2 separate regions of the Mus musculus genome follow, and region 1 is linked to region 2. A link is a contact called in ENCODE Hi-C data. All regions are on one chromosome and are shown on one strand. The core of a region is the stretch at or near the end of the contact, and the rest is flanking DNA. Distances in the headings are between cores, read along the strand shown.

The links. Hi-C counts contacts between places; a loop is a spot of excess contacts on that map.
Region 1: a map of heart shows a loop between it and region 2 (3-fold over the local background). The contact joins the enhancer-like site here to the promoter of Kcne4 in region 2. A Hi-C loop is called at or near these places in 5 of 37 maps with a recorded cell type or tissue (all heart).

Annotation. Positions count from the first base shown.
Region 1 is chr1:78,863,040-78,868,087 of GRCm38, forward strand. All of the region lies in intron 3 of Gm29536 (predicted gene 29536), which reads right to left. Among named protein-coding and RNA genes, the nearest start is that of Kcne4, 49 kb to the left of the region's middle. Within about 2 kb of position 1,548, at least 2 of the 3 ENCODE cell types and tissues checked have a DNase peak (open chromatin) inside an H3K27ac peak, as active enhancers do; they include heart, where a contact is called at or near this core.
Region 2 is chr1:78,812,757-78,818,312 of GRCm38, forward strand. It overlaps Kcne4 (potassium voltage-gated channel, Isk-related subfamily, gene 4), which reads left to right and starts at 4,155. Exons shown (of 2, transcript NM_021342.2): 1 at 4,155-4,240; 2 at 4,855-5,556. The coding sequence starts at 4,881. The coding sequence ends at 5,393. All of the region lies in intron 3 of Gm29536 (predicted gene 29536), which reads right to left.

The sequences.
Region 1 (5,048 bases), core at 298-2,797, 48 kb after region 2:
CTTGGTATATACATTTTCAGGACAGGGACCAAGCATGCAGCCATAAGAGATAATGCTTCACTATTAGGAGTTAGCGGGAGAAGGGGTTTCCATGGCATAAGCTCAAGCTTCTGCCTACAGCTTATGTTCTGGTTGGTTAGGTGATCCTATTACAGTAGAAGAGTTTCAGTGGTCATTTCCCTTGAGGACCCTGGCCTGACATCCACTGAGGATGGCCTTGGTCTGGCTATGGCTGTTGATTGTCATGTTACAGTCATGATGCCTGGGTGTCGTCTCTTTGGGCTGGGAGAGACTCACTCTCTCCTGGCACCCACAGCTTAGTATCTCCAGGCCAGAAAAGCAGGGCAGAGTTCATGATGGAGTGGTAAGAACTGAGGCAGAGCTCAGGGGATCTTCTTCTAGTCTGGGCTGTCACTAGCTGAAGGACTTCAGCAAGGTCACTCTTCAGCTGCTTCTCAGTTGCCCCTGTGATGAACAATCAGAGCTGGTGCAGCTCTTGTTCCTTTAATCTATTACCATCTCCCTGTAGTGTTTATGAGGTCTCTAGCTTATAGAAGAAAAGGGACAAAAGTTATTTGGCAGTTATTGTATGGTAGGTACTCAGATAGGCTCTTGATGTCGCTGTCACATTTAATTTGTGGAAGATGTCATTCTGGTTTCACAGCTGCATTACCTGAGCCTCCGGGAAGTTAAACCTGTGTTACATCATGGAGCTGTATGTTAGTGAAAAGATTGCCTGTGAAGAGTATCAGGAAGTTCTATTTATGTTGGCCTAAAGAGCATGGTGGGCTGTGAAAAGGGAGAAAGGGGTACAAGGACTTTCTACCTCTCTGGGGCCTTTTGTTCTCTGCTGGTTTGATTGCTAGGTTGTACGTGACAATATGGTTATAGCAGCTCCAGCCCCCACATCACTTCAAGTGACAGAACACCAAGGAGATTCCTCAGATGTGGGACTTCCAGTGTTAAAGCCAGGAAACTCCCAGGCAAACTGTTAACTGGGTCCCCAGCATTGGCTCAGCTTCAAGTCCAGCAGGAAGCAGGATGCTTCCTTGAATAACTCTTGCAAAATGTTCTGACTGGCTTAGAGTTGGCTGTCTTAGAGCAGGTTCGGACATGGAATCAGTTTCTGTGGAAAAGGAGATGCAGGAATGAAGGCTGGCTTAGGCTTAGAGATAGCTTTGCCTGGCCATATGCATAGGACCCTTTTGTCAACATGTGAAACACGATACATATTGACAAAACCAAAACCAACTCGATAAACAAAATACAAAATACTGTGATGAGGAAGGGGTGAGAGAGAGGCTGTGTGGCTGAATAAGGATGCCACACGTTGCTGGAAAGTGGTAGAGGCAACTTCCTGACCCTTGGCTCCTTACTGGGAACCTTGACGAGGTAGATAATTCCAAGAGATGTTATGGTCACTTGCCAGGTGGGGTCAGGAAAGAACACCCAGTGTGGTTAAAGATCAGTCATTCTGACGCAAGAACTTGGGGGAGTTCTTGGCTCTGCGGCCTTTGAATAGAGGACAGATCTGTTTCTTGGCTTCCATGGCCTGGCAGGATTTATGGAGGCTTGAGGACGGGGTGCCTGTGGCATGTGTGGCTGATTCACTAAGTACACCGACTACTACAGAAGTGAGTATAAGCTTTCAGTAGCAGAGAAGCCTGCAGTGGGTAGCAAGGCAGAGCTAAGCCCACTCCTCAAGGAAATAGGGCCTTTGTGCACAGAGAAGGACATTTATCTAGGAAATCTCTCCTGAAGATTTAAAATGCTGCCGTGTGTGCAGTACCAGCTTGGAAATTGCTGGCTGCTAATACTGCCTTTTATTAAACCTTCCAGCAACATTCACTGGAAAGCTACTAGGCTAAAGGAAAGATTATTTTTGGCTCCCCTACTTCCTGTTTTAGGAGAAAATGATATTCCAGAAAGACTTAACCAAGACTGAGAAACTGCTCACATAATCAAAGTGAAGATAGAAGAGAAATTTCACACTGAAAGTTTTATTCCAAAGTGAGACAAAAAAGTGTGAAAGTCGTTATGAGGGTGGCAATAGAAACATACTGTAATCAAGAAAAAATATGCTTTATTTAAAAAGACCTAATGTTCAAGGTACTGTATGTTGGAGAGGATCAGTGTTGAGTTTATCGTCCCCCATATGGGACATTTAGAAGTGTTACTCCTAGGCATGACTCAATATATGCTTACCCCAAGATTTCCTTGTATCAAACCCCCTAGAAACCCAAATGAAGTTCTATAGAAATTCACTGCGGTCTGTTTTTCTTTCTCTGCCTTCTCTATTCTTCTTGTCACGGTGCCTTGGTTTCTTCTTCCATTATCGTCCTTACTGTTTCCTTTTTCCAATTTACCCAGAATCCGAGGGACTGAAGTCCAGGATTACCACGGGAGCAAAGCCTGACCACTGTCAACACAGACAACTTTAGCATAAGCACCTTAATTGAGTTTTTAGTTTGTGACTGAAATAGAATGGGTTTCTGGTGAGTTGATCAGAGGCAGAAGACAACACAGGCAGAAAAAAAAAAGAAGAAAAAAAATCCTGAAGAGGGGAACAGAATAAAGAACATGCTGTTTGTTTCAAAACTGCCCTTTTAGGGTTAAAACAGAGGGGACTTCCTTACTGTCTTGATTGGAATCTTCTAATTTCCTGGAAAATGGACCTATATCAAAACTAAGTTGGACTCTGTAACCCATTATAAAGTGATTCCATTCTCGTTTGATCTGGTCTGCTGGGGTCCATGAGTCTTTCCCATACTTCAGCACTATTAAGAGTCCCTGTGATGGCCCTGCAGATCATCATATGATGACCATATGGTCATATGACCAAACTCAGGCTAGCGGAAACCATTCTGAGCCTTTCACCTAGATACTGGGGAAATGTACCTGGATTCTGCTCAGAATGTGCAACTGCGGAGGCTGAAGGGCATCTTTATTTACATAAATCTTAACACGGCAGATGGTGTGTAGAGCTTGCACGTACCAGTGTTGTTAAAACCAGGACTTGGCAGTGGCTGAAGTGGGTTGATATTATTATGAGCCAGTAACTCCCCATATTGTTTAAGCCTCGTCAATGGGGTTTGGGTTGCTTACAAAGAAAATCTAACCCAAACCACGATGACACACTCTCTAACCATGTCACTTATTTTGAGTTCAGTGGTCCAAAAGCTTAACTATCTGGAATTTTGGTGAAAACTATGAACTGAGTGTAAGAAGACTTTGGCTAATTGAAAACAATACCATGTCATGTAAGCTGGAGACTCTGAGAGTGACACAAGCAGATCATTGACAGATGGGCTTTGACGTACAATAGAGTCACTCTCTAAACAACTTTACATAAGTTAAAGTTACTATGTAAGTCAAGAATGCACTTAACAGACTTAATTTTGAAACATCATACCTTACTTAGCCTTGTTTTAACTACACACGAGACACTTACATTAGACAACTAGTAGGTAAAATTATCTATTTATTATCTGTTTGATAATAAAGCAATGAACAGATCATGGAATTCACTGACTGCTGTACTGAGAGTGAAAACCAGAATGGTTTGGACAGCTACAGAAGACACAGATGGGTGTTCAGTCAACACCGGGCATGAAAACCATAAGACATAACTGTGTAACACACATTGTTTACCTTGGGGAGACTGGTTGCCTGTGAGCTGAGGCTTGTTACTATGACTCTAGAATTGCTATTGCATATTGCAAGCCCAAGACAGGATCAGCATTCCAGAGTCTAGTTGCTACTGAAGTCATATCTCTTTTTGTTCCAGCATGAAGTGGAAAACTATCTGCTAAATCATGACATATCAGGGTTGGTCTATGTTTAGAATTATCTCTAGAACTAAAAGTCAAGTTACTGTCAGCCGTTTCGCTATTTGGGAATTACACCTACAGCAGACCAGGGGGAGTAGAATCCAGGCAGCGAGGACTCCTTCCTAGTGAAAGGAGAGACAGAGAAACCAAAGGATTCCAAAACTGTAACAGTCTAAGTCATGTGATGTCAGGAAGGGCTGGAGTCTCAGGAATGTTGTTGAGAAGCCCTGAATCACCAGGCTTCTCAACATGCCTTCCTACCTGTTTGCTGTTTGGAAAGGCAGAGAAGTGTGTAGCACTTTAGGAAAGGTTTCTTATGTTTTAATTAGAAGAACAAGAAAGGTTGGTTTTCAGCAAGCGTAGCTTTCAGTAACTAGGAGAGCTTGTGACCAACAACAGTTTCCTGAAGTAATTTAGAAATAATTTTATATTGCATTAAAAGTAATGATTTCTGAACCCATCTGTAGCTTATCACTAAGCGAGGGGCCCTATGTCTCTTGACTTTCTCCTATTTCAGCACAGCCACAAATCAGTTTTGCTACTGGCAATAAGGGACAGAGGAATGTGCCCATGTGGTAATGACACTAAGATGGTCAGCTTAACTGCATCCCCAGGGGAGGAAACATGTTTGTTTAGATCTGTAACACATTTTTTTAAATAGGGTTATTTGGTTCTCTGGAGTCTAACTTCTTGAGTTTTTTGTATATATTGGATATTAGCCCTCTATTGGATGGAGGGTTAGTAAAGATTTTTTTCCCAATCTATTGGTTGCTGTTTTGTCCTATTGACAGTGTCCTTTGCCTTACAGAAGCTTTGCAATTTTATGAGGTCCCGTTTGCCAATTCTTGATCTTAGAGCATAAGCTATTGGTGTTCTGTTCAGGAAATTCTCCCCTGTGCCCATGTGCTCAAGGCTCTTCCACACATTTTTTCTTTTAGTTTCAGTGTATCTGGTTTTATTTGGAGGACCTTGATCTATTTGGACGTGAGCTTTGTACAAGGAGATAAGAATGGGTTACTATGCATTCTTCTACATGCTAACTGCCAGTTGAATCAGCACCATTTGTTGAAAATGCTGTCTTTTTTTCCCACTGGATGGTTTTGGCTCCTTAGTCAAAGAACAAGTGATCATAGGTGTGTCGGTTCATTTCTGGGTCTTCAATTCTATTCCATTGATCTACCTGCTTGTCACTGCACCAATACCATGCAGGTTTTTTTT
Region 2 (5,556 bases), core at 2,905-5,404:
TTTGTTTTCTCTTCAGCGAGAGAAAGGAGAGTAGAGGCAAACAGGCCTTGGTGTTCCTCAGGCCTGATTCTACAAGAAGAGAGAGTTCCATTGGCAAGTGCTCACCTCTCAAGCAGGAGGGCCGGAGTTGATTCTCAGCATTCGTGTAGAATGCTGGATGCCACGGCTCACATCTGGAACTCAAAGCTGGGGAGGGTGAGACAGGAGAATCTCTCAATCCATTAGGTCAAGGTTCACTGACAAAGCTTATAAGGTGGAGGACAGTTGAGGAGGACACACAACATGGCATTCTAATCACCACATGCATAAACACACATGCACATTCATATACACATATAGACAGACATACACATATACACATACACAGTCTTATTTGTATTCATATACACATATACACATATAGACAGATAGACAGACAGACAGACACACACACACTCTCTTGATTTTATCACTGACACCATGGCTTTGGGAAACTTGCAGACACCTTGGTTTTTCAATGTCCTTTTTAATGAAATGGTTATAATAATTCACTGGATTGATGTGAGCTTGGTACAGCATAGACACCCACCCAGGTAATTTATTTTAAGGGGTCTTACCATGTAGTTCTAGCTGGCCTGAAACTCACTTTGTAGACCAGGCTGGCCTTGTGTTTGCTGAGGTCCTGCCTCTGTTTCCTGAGTACTAGGGACTAATCCAGCTACATAGCAACTGCAGCATATCTTGCACTTATTTAAAATGCCAATTTAAAGTGGTTTAATCAAAACTGTTAGAATAAACAGTTGAGAAATAGACCTGGGCATATATGGCTAATCGATTATTTTTTAAAGATTTTTTTTCCTAAATTTTTAATTATGTCTATTTTTCTACGGCTATGGGCCAGTGCTCACAGAATCCAGGAGGAGGTGTCAGATCTGTTGGAGTTGAAGCCACAGGTGACTGTGAGCTGCCTGACTTCGGTGCTGGAGAGGCTTGAAGCAGAGTCTTTTCCACACACAGTGCTTGGGCAAGTGGACTTTCACATATTAAAAAGTTAGAACCTTGGGCTGAGGACATGGCTTAATGGGTAAAGTACTTTCTGTGAAAGCATGCAGACCTGAATTTGGGTCCCCCATACTGACATAAATAGCCCAGAGCTTGGGAGACAGAGACAGACAGATCCCAGGGGCTCAATGCCCAGCCAGCCTGGCCAAAACAGCAAACTTGGTCCACTGAGAGACCCTGTCTCAAAAAAATAAAGGGGAGAGTGATTGGAGAAGACATTTCAATATCAACCACTGGCCTACACACACACACACACACACACACACACACACACACACACACACACACACATACACACACACACACACACACACAAACCCCACCCTTTGATTCATGATCAAACGGAACACACTTCACTCAGTTCTCTCTTTATTAACACCATTGCTCACAGCCAGGCTTCTTACAGACTTGCTGTGAAGAGGGCCTCTGGGGAAGACTGAGGGAGTCAGGAGCTTGCAAGCCCAAATCTTCAGTTTCATTCCCAGTCTAAGGGGAGGTTCGAAAGCAAAGAGCAGCCTCAGAAAGTGGCTGTGCACGAGAAGCTTCCAGAAGCCTTAGATTATCACCGGGGTACCCAACCAGGACAACCAAACACATAAACCGAGCTATGTCTCTGCTTGACAGTGCTCAGTGATTTCCTCCAGTGTTTCCCAGAAAGATACTTGCAGAGTTTGGGGGCATCAGAGGTCACAGGGTCTCCAGCAGGCAGTCTGTGGTTTCAAGGGTACCTTTTTTCTCTGACACTTGTGACAATGCTTGCTTGTGACAAATCCTTGGATTTGATTCTCCCTCTGCTTCTGACTTCTTAGTCCATTGGCCTCCTTTCTGGATTTGTTCCAGAAGCCAGGACTGTTCTTGGTTTTAGTGCCTTGGGGCAATAGGCTCAGGCCTGGGATTGATTTTGTTTAACACTCAGTGGCTGCTTGGCTTTCTAACACCTGGCTGTCAGCTCCTGCTCCAGCTCCTGTTAAGATGTGGTGACCCATTTCTCTACCTTCTTTTTTCTAGTTTGCAGTGCCTGGCAATCCCCTAGTGATGACTAATCTCATCTATCTCAGGGTACCTGGGCAATACTACTATGGCAAGTACCAATAGGAATGCTTCTCATGGTACTTTCCTATTCTAATATTCCAGATGTGCCATGGCATGCCCATGTGGATTGGACATCCGCCAGTGCTTATGTGGTGGGTGGGTGGAAAAGGTCAGGTCTACCATGTAGCTGTAGAGTTTTGAACTGGCAGAGTGGTGAACCCAGATGTACTGATATGAGTGAAATTTCCTGGCATGAACAACCTTGGTGCTGGGGTCAGTGGCCGATCCCTCCGTGCCGGCTGGAGATTTACGGGGTGAGCACTGACCAAAGCATCTGGTGTGTTGTCCAGTGCTGTAAGTTACTGGTCCAACTCTTTTTCCCAGGATGCCTGTCAGAATTCACATCAGGCACAGAGCCAGACTCACAATGACAGTTCTAGCATCTGGATCGTATGTGCTGTATGCAGTCAGAGGGAAGTTTACATGTTTCTCCGTGCCTTCAGCTCAGTGTCAGTAGACCCATCAATGATGGTGTCTTTAAAGTTGTCATACATGCCAGCCCTGCTGCGGCTCCTTGGACAGAGGCTACTAGATGTAAAGGCTCCTTGCCAGTTTCCCTGGATTAGAATGACAGCCCTTTAGAGTAAACAGCCCAGCGAGCGAGCAAGTTCTTGGTGATTCTTCTCATGTCACGCATAGCAGCTTGTTTTGAACCTTGCTTGGTGGTTCGCTGAGAATACCTGTTTCTCCCATGACCTGTCTGAGATACCCAGAGATGTGTGGCACTCTTGTCTGGTGCTTCAGAGGCACTGCCATGTGAGGTAGAATGGAGCAAAACCTGCTCTCAGTAGCTCTCGCCAGCACATTTCCACTTAGTCCGGCTCACTAAAGAGAATCTGAAGATTTTTGTCTTCATACAAACTCTATCTTTGTAGCTCAGCTGACACAGAGCTCAGGCTCCCCTTGATTTGCCTCTCAATTGCTGCATTAGTGTTGCCCACCAATCTCTGGACAGAATCTGAAAGATTCTAAAAGAGATTGTAAGGACAATATTTGTGAGCATAATGTGAGCAAGTAGAAGCTTGCATTTTAAAGTAGTTAAGCTGAAACAAACCCAAAACTCATAAAGTTCTTAGAACTCTGTTTGCTGAGCAGTCCTGCCCCTCACTAGCCAACAGTTTTACTGCAGCAATACGAGGCCTGGGAAGGTTAAGGGAGGGTTTATCAAATTCACTCAATTAGTGGAAGAACGTAACACGGAAGCAATTGTTTCTTTTTTTTTCTTTTTAAAATATTTTTTATTAGGTATTTTCCTCATTTACATTTCCAATGCTATCCCAAAAGTCCCCCATACCCTCCCCCCCACTCCCCTATCCACCCACTCCCACTTTTTGGCCCTGGAGTTCCCCTGTACTGGGGCATATAAAGTTTGCATGACCAATGGGCCTCTCTTTCCAGTGACGGCCGGCTAGGCCATCTTTTTTGATACATATGCAGCTAGAGACAAGAGCTCCGGGGTACTGGTTAGTTCATAATGTTGTTCCACCTATAGGGTTGCAGTTCCCTTTAGCTCCTTGGGTACTTTCTCTAGCTCCTCCATTGGGGGCCCTGTTAATCTATCCAATAGCTGACTGTGAGCATCCACTTCTGTTTCTTGACTCTAAACCCTACCTTTGCTCCCCACTGTCTTTCATTCTAATGGTTTGGATTCCCCATGAAAACCTATTAGTAACATATCAACCAATCACTTTCCACAAGGAAAAGGAAACAAACTCAGTCAGTGAGAGTGGGCTTTGGGGTATCAGTTCAAATGCAGCACTTTTTTTTTCTCCCCTTTTCACACTTTGATTTTGGCCACCCAAAGCCTCTTGCTCTGAGCTGGGTTGGTCGGTCCGGGACAGGGAGCTCCTACTCCCCCCCTCCTTCTCTCTTCACAGCTGCAGAGTTCAGAGAGTTGAACTGCAGCGCTTTGAGTTTGCTGCTTGCTCAGCCACAGTCAACCTCTGTTGTAAATTTTCCTCCCGGAACACGTGACGATGCATTTCTTGACTATATATCCCAAGGACAGCAGCCGGGCTGTCAGAGCGCAGAGCCTGACAGAGAAGAGAAACATCCTCAGATTTGGCCGTTTAAGAGTTCCACACTTGGGACAAACTGTCAGCTTTTGGTAAGTTAGCAAGACTCCTTGTCTTCGGAGACATGCAAGGGGGAATAGTTCTATTAATAGAGAAAGTTTTCTTTCTTTCTTTTTTATGTAAGGAAACTTTGTTTTGGAAGTTGAAGCTTTTGAAACAAAATGTAAAGTTTGCTTCTGCCGTGCCAGCTAAAGCATGCCTTTCAATTTTAAGATGCTTTCCCCCCATGAATCCTTATATGGTCTATAATGTTCAAAGTATAGAGCTAATGCATAGTTATTTTCTGAAATGTAAATAAAGTGTATAATCTATCCATCCATCCATCTATCTATCTATCTATCTATCTATCTATCTATCTACCTACCTATCGATCACCTGTCTGTCTATCACCGATTTTTCTATCTGGTGAACATTTTTCTCATTTTTTCCTCCTTTCCCTCCCCTAATTTCTCTTACTTGCTCCAAGCTCTCTGAGCTAACCCGTTGACTGCTTGGTGAGATGCCTTACGTTCAGCTCTTTCTTTCATTCCTGTTCTTAATCAAAATAGGTGTATTTTGATCTATTGCAATTTCACGAGCCATGTGCTTGCCTTCTGCCTGTCCCATGGATCCAGGTGGAAGGTTTAACTTGCGGCTCTCTCCCCAGATCCCGGCTGTGTGAGCGGCAATTCAATGCTGAGGATGGAGCCTCTGAACAGCACATACCCCAGCGCTGCAGCCTCCAGCAGCCCCCTCGAGTCCCATGTGCCTAGTAACAGCAGTGGTAATGGCAATGAATACTTCTATATTTTGGTCGTTATGTCCTTCTATGGCGTTTTCCTGATCGGAATCATGCTGGGCTACATGAAATCCAAGAGGCGGGAGAAGAAGTCCAGCCTTCTGCTGTTGTACAAAGACGAGGAGAGGCTGTGGGGGGAGGCTATGAAGCCGCTACCTATGATGTCCGGCTTGAGGTCAGGGCAGGTGCCCATGATGCTGAATATGCTGCAGGAGAGTGTGGCGCCGGCACTGTCCTGCACTCTTTGCTCGATGGAAGGGGACAGTGTGAGCTCCGAGTCCTCCTCTCCTGATGTGCACCTTCCCATCCAGGAGGAGGGGGCTGATGACGAGCTGGAGGAGACCTCCGAGACGCCTCTCAACGACAGCAGTGAAGGCTCTTCCGAGAACATCCACCAGAATTCCTAGCACCCACCAGGTGCTAGGAGGTAGCTCCGTAAGCTACACTTGACAGAGGGAAGACACTTGCCAAGTGCCGGGTTTCGCTTTTGCTCTGCGGCTGCCACATTGAACAGACTGAGGGCAAGCTCCAAAATGGGGCAGGGAGAGACAAGGCTCAGCTGCAGTCCTT